Regions from separate parts of the Homo sapiens genome. Here region 2 is linked to region 1. The links are chromatin contacts, found by Hi-C or POLR2A ChIA-PET in ENCODE. All regions are on one chromosome and are shown on one strand. The core of a region is the stretch at or near the end of the contact, and the rest is flanking DNA. Distances in the headings are between cores, read along the strand shown. Region 1 overlaps CREB5 (cAMP responsive element binding protein 5). Region 2 overlaps CREB5 (cAMP responsive element binding protein 5).

Region 1 (2,883 bases), core at 376-2,875:
CTTCTTTTCAGCTTATCTTCAGCCTTAGACAAACCTCAGGGCATTCATTAGAAATTATTTTCATGACAGTGGCTGTTGTACTGAGTGTTCAGTAAATAAAAATCTGTATGTGACTTAGTCCAATAAGCAGAGGCTATTGTTATGGTGTGAGGCTGCTTCTATTTCTTATCTGTGAAATAGAAGCAATGATGCCTGCCTTGCCAAATTGTTCACAGTTTATATAATTTATATGAAATATCCTGATCTACCCACTATCACGCAGCAGTAATGCCTCTCTTTTCCAGTTATTTGGAAACTTCCCAGTTCAGTGAAGGGATTTCTCTTATTCTCTTATTCTAACAGGCAGCCAGTTCCTCTTCTTACTACGGTATTGCCCAACAGGATCAGCTCAGCTTTTCAGGGATGTCAGAGAGGAATGGCTCTCATATCTCTCGTCAGTCTTTAGGGTCTCGAGACCCTAAAGACTGACAGCAATCCAGGACTTTTGTGGTCTACATTTGTAGCACAAATGATAAGACTGAGCAGGTTTCCTGAACTTACCTCTGTTTGTTTACTGAAACCTCTTACCACTGGGGCAGCTACAGCAACTGACCACGCCTGCTTATTGTCTGTCTCCTGTCTGGTCACCTCTTCTAGTTCTGATTTGCCCCAGAAGGCTTAGCATCTGTCAGTCTACTTTGCCCTCAAAACCTTCCAGAAGATGTTTCAGCACCCAAGGAAAATAAACAGGCTTCTCTGGAGCCCAGGGGACAAGACATAGGAAATCTGCATTTCAGTGGGTAAGAGAAGGAAGAGACCATGGTAGCCAGTGGCAGAAGAAAGTGTAAATTTCAAGAACATTCTACTGTGTGAGGGTGGGTGGCTGTCATGGAGATGAGGGGACATGCTGGCCAAGGGGTGGGCTCTTAGGGTCCAACAGCAGCATCCAAGGTGCTAGAGACAATATGCTGCATGTTATTGATTTTCATGTAACATTTATCTGGCTTTTCTAGGAAAATCCTTATAGACATTTCCTCTGCTGTGACCAAGTCCCTCTCATTGGCCAGACACTGTGCTAATAGTTGAGAAGAAGAAAGAACAGTCTTGGTTCATGAACTACAGTCTAGCTGGGGGGAGAAAAGATTATTAGATAGGCATTGAACATTGATAGATTTAACTACATTAAAAACAAACAAAAACCCTTAAGCCAAACTTCCAATGCCCCTTCTCCCCCACGTCCCCTCTTCCCGCTTAATTTAGGATAGTGATTAAGATCCCAGACTTCTAAACCAAGTTGTCTGTTTAAACGGTGAGTTTACCTCTTGCCACCTGTGTCATCTTGGACCAAATGGTGCCTCGGTTTACTTGCTTAAACATTGATAAAAACACTCACAGGTTGTTGTAGAAATTAAATAAAACAATACGTGCGAAATCCTCAGAGATGAGTTTAGCCCATAGCAAGCACTCAACAAAGGTTAGATTGCTAACATTAATCCACTGGCATATGTTTAAAAAGAGAAGCTGAGGATGGACACAGCAGCAGGTTCTGCAGGGAAGTCCAAGGGGCTAATTTATTACCCAGTCCTCCTTCCACCTCCTCCCTTTCCTTGGAGAGTTGTCCTGGAATCAGACGCCCAGCGTGCGGGTCAGCCAAGCTGTTCAGCTGCTGTTGGTCCCTGAATTCTTCTTTCTGGCCTCTCTAAACAGAGCAGAGAGGATCTGGGGCAGCCAACAGACAACTCTGTATTCACTGTTGAGCAGGCAGGCTGGCAAGCAGGGAGTTTCTTTGCTTTAAAAGATAGCAGGGACAGTCAGGGGTTGAACAGTTGTGTTGCTTTCAGGAAACACGTTGGCCTTCTAGGGTTAGGAAGGGCCCCTTTAAACACAGAGCCACAACATTCTCCTGGGATGACCTTTGCTTCATGGCAGTCATGAGTCTTGTTCTCAAAGCTCTGACCATCCATGATTCATATGTTCCCAATGGCTGTCTCAGCTTTTTATAAGGGATGGCATCTATTAAATTGTAAAAGTTAATTTTTGTTTGTCAGAGACATCATAAACATGTGAAGGCTCTTTCCTGTATTGAGTGTCCACCCTCAAAGAAGCTTCAGTATTGATTATGCTTCTGTAAGTAGAACTGTTGGCCAGTGATTGACAAAGGAGTATAGATTTGAAAGGATAGGCTTCTATGGCACATTCAGAAAACATGGACTCTCAATGTTGGAAGGAACCTTGGAGACCTCCCAATCCAACCTTCCAATCCAATGTACAACTTCCAAACAGCCCTGAGAGGTGGCTACCCACCTTCTGCCCCAGCCATTCTGTGAAACTGTGGACTCACTGCTCATGTGATGGCTACTTGGACAGCCTGAACTGTTCCTGAATCGTTAGAGGGTACTACTTCTATGGAGCCAGTTACATTTTTCTGGTATTTCTACCCATAGGACTTAGTTCTGCTAATTTGACTAAGCCCATCAATCTCTTCTCCCAAATGATACCTGTCTTGTTTCTCTTGAATTTCCTCTTTTCAGACCCAAATCTCAGTTAGGCAAAGTTTTTGTCATTTGTCATGATTCTGTAGTACCACCCAATTTGTGAAAGTAACAAACTGCTCACTTCCAATGCCAGCTGATTAATTACCTACTCCTAATAGCAACTTCAGGAACAATGGGAAATGTACATCTCAGTCTAGTCTGTTTGAAAATCTTATCCTCAAATCTGTGCTTTTTGGAAACCCATGAATACTTGAGACCGAGTGCTGAAAAAAACATATGTTTTTCATTTTCACCTGACATATTGCATCTTAAGGCATCCTGCTGGGTGTGCAGCAGCTGAAAAAGTTCGAAAAAATGTGGCTGCTCAAAACTATAGCAACAGAGGGACACATGATGAAGCAAAACAAGC
Region 2 (2,960 bases), core at 388-2,887, 120 kb after region 1:
TCCCAATGCTATCCCTCCCCCCTCCCCCGACCCCACCACAGTCCCCAGAGTGTGATATTCCCCTTCCTGTGTCCATGTGATCTCATTGTTCAATTCCCACCTATGAGTGAGAATATGCGGTGTTTGGTTTTTTGTTCTTGCGATAGTTTACTGAGAATGATGGTTTCCAATTTCATCCATGTCCCTACAAAGGATATGAACTCATCATTTTTTATGGCTGCATAGTATTCCATGGTGTATATGTGCCACATTTTCTTAATCCAGTCTATCATTTGATTCCTAATCTCCTTTTCTTATGAGGACACCAGTCATATTAGATTAGGGCCCATCCATATGACCTCTCATTTTACCTTTAGTACCTCTTTTTTTTTTTTTTTTTTTTTTTTTTGAGATGGAGTCTTGCTTTGTTACCAGGCTGGAATGCAGTGATGCGACCTCAGCTCACTGCAGCTTCCGCCTCCCACGTTCAAGCGATTCTCGTGCCTCAGCCTCCCGAGTAGCTGGGATTACAGGTACACACCACCACGCCCTGCTAATTTTTGTATTTTTAGTAGAGACGGGGTTTCACCATGTTGGCCAGGGTGGTCTCGATCTCTTGACCTCAGGTGATCCACCCGCCTCGGCCTCCCAAAGAGCTGGGATTACAGGCATGAGCCACCATGCCCGGCCCCCTTTATTACCTCTTTAAATGTCCTGTCTCCAAATACAGTCACATACTGAGGTCCCGGAGTTAGGATTTCAACATATGAATTTGAGGTGGGACATGGGAGGAACAAAATTCAGCCCATAGCAGTTTCCTAAACTGAAGATTGCTTAAATATTAAAATCTTAAACAAAATCCTAACCAGGATGCAATGATTTGCCTTTGCAAAATCAAATCTCGAATTCCAGTGGGAGTTCTCTAAGGATCTGTAAAGCCTAACTGTGTTGGGCTGGTCTTTCTCAGGAAGAGACCTCCCTTGAGAATATTGTAGCTTGCAGACTGGTTCATTTATGAAGCTGAAAGCAGGCAAGAGAGGTGCCCAGGGTACAAATATAGGAAAGAGCTTGCTCTTGGCTGTCTGCATGCTGACCGTGTACTGTGCATTTGCACAATTCTGAGAGTGAATATCTCTTTAAATCTTGTGCCCTGAACATCTCTCTTGCTCCACGCTGGTCCTTGCACTTCTGTAGAGGAAGGCAAACAGTATTCATAAGTTGTAGTCGCTCTTTCAATGATGTTTTGGCAAACATCTAGTATTCAAGTGTTCTCAGAAGTTGATTGAAAGTGTGATTGTTAACACAGGCTGGGGGAAGGAATACGAAGGTGTCCTAAGTCATTTCCTTGTTAATAGTGACAGCCACTGAACCAGGAATAGATTTTGAGGTCCTTGTGCTGTATCTCTACATTTGTAACCCAATGTCATGCTTGCTTTTATTTGGCTGCATTCTTAGCCTTGATGCTAGATGATGACCTAGAGGACAGCCCAGGATTTGGGAAGGGATTCCATGCCTTGATTTGTGAATCCATAGCCAGGCTCAGAATATGCTGAGGTCTTTGGCACTGTGTCAGTGATATGATCCTCTCAGAAGTGTCCAGCTCTATTCTGAGAACGGAGCAGGCGCAGATGCACCTCATCTCTGCCAGTGGCTGTGGCTGTGAACTTTAGAAACCCATTCTGCTATTACAGAGCAGAACCCCAAGAGCTAGAGCAGATGATCCACACCTCTGGAGCATGCTGCTGTTCTAGCAACAGGCCGGAGCTGTCTAGACAGGAGAGAGCTTTCCTTCTTACCCCTGGCAGTCCTTGATCTGACCATGGAGGCAATGCTGTTTTCTTTCCAGAAGTGGCGTGGTTAGTGAGGCAGTGAATGTTGCTGTCTTTTAAGAGACCAGCTAGGACACCTAAGTCCCAGGCTTTCAGGATGAACATTTTAGTGCTCTGGCTCCCTGCTTTTGCCTAAGAACACGCACTTCCTCCAAGAACCTGCTCAAGCCCTCCTGGAGGAAGTCCAGATCAATGCTTCTACTCACTGTCCTCAGCTCAGTGCCTTGACATGAATTTGCAGAGCCTGATGAAATATTTTCTCATTCTGAGGGGAAAATCAAAGCCACCTCTCCCCTTCCATCTGACTATTCAAAATGTACCAGAATTTCCTTTAGAAGTTGATCTCTAAGGAGGTACAAAGCTACTTTTGCAATGAGCCCCCTTTTTAGTATTACGTGAAAGTTCCACCATTAATATTAGCAAAAATGAATTCTCTAGGGACATGGAGAGAAAGAAATTTTGGTTATAAGGTCAGTCTGCCTGTAACTTTCTCATTCTCTCACTCTATGTAAAGCAACAAGAAAAGTTGTAAGTTCAACATGGCATTAGTCTGTAGAGGCTCGTTTCAATACCACAAAGGCTACTTCCAGCTAAATTTTAATAATCTAAGGCCTTGCTGCTCAAAGTGGGGTCCCTTGACCCACAGCACCACCGGGGAGCCCTTTAGGAATGCAGAATCCCTGGCCCCACCTCAGACCTGCTTTTTAATAAGATTCTCAGGTAGCTCGCAAGCACATTAAGCTGTGAGAAGCACTGTTTTAGGAACTAATGAACCTTAAGAGATTCTGTCCAAAGACAGGAAGATTTGAATTATCTTCTCTACCCAGAAGCTGATAATTAACTTTAGCAGTTGTTAGAGGCGATGGTTTCTTCCTATCAAGTCCTTTTGCAGATGGTCCCTCTCTTATCCATTCTGTTTGAGACCCCTTCAGTTTGTAATGAAGCTTAATTGATTAGCTCTATTTGTGAAAAGCTCAGGCCCTAATAAGCACACTCCCACTGGGTACACAACTAAATAGTTTATGAGGTAATTCGTATTTTAATGTCTTTCCTAATGAGCCCTTTCAGTAATGAAATCCCCTGAGAAAACGTTATTGGTTCCCAGACGTTTCTTAGGCTCCTAGGGCAGGAAGGCTGATGAAGGTGGAAACA

The links. A loop is a pair of places that touch in the nucleus more often than their neighbours do. ChIA-PET counts read pairs that join two places held with the same protein, here RNA polymerase II (POLR2A). Pooled maps may share reads with other maps.
Region 2: a map of gastrocnemius medialis shows a loop between it and region 1 (1.8-fold over the local background). The contact joins two enhancer-like sites. A Hi-C loop is called at or near these places in 1 of 168 maps with a recorded cell type or tissue (gastrocnemius medialis) and 1 of 50 pooled maps. POLR2A ChIA-PET finds 5 or more read pairs at or near these places in 2 of 52 experiments (GM12878 and WTC11).

What each region holds. Positions count from the first base shown.
Region 1 is chr7:28,627,756-28,630,638 of GRCh38, forward strand. The region is part of intron 5 of CREB5 (cAMP responsive element binding protein 5); the gene reads left to right. Among named protein-coding and RNA genes, the nearest start is that of CREB5, 220 kb to the left of the region's middle. Within about 2 kb of position 1,626, at least 4 of the 41 ENCODE cell types and tissues checked have a DNase peak (open chromatin) inside an H3K27ac peak, as active enhancers do; they include gastrocnemius medialis, where a contact is called at or near this core.
Region 2 is chr7:28,743,979-28,746,938 of GRCh38, forward strand. The region is part of intron 7 of CREB5 (cAMP responsive element binding protein 5); the gene reads left to right. Among named protein-coding and RNA genes, the nearest start is that of TRIL, 210 kb to the right of the region's middle. Within about 2 kb of position 1,638, at least 5 of the 41 ENCODE cell types and tissues checked have a DNase peak (open chromatin) inside an H3K27ac peak, as active enhancers do; they include gastrocnemius medialis, where a contact is called at or near this core.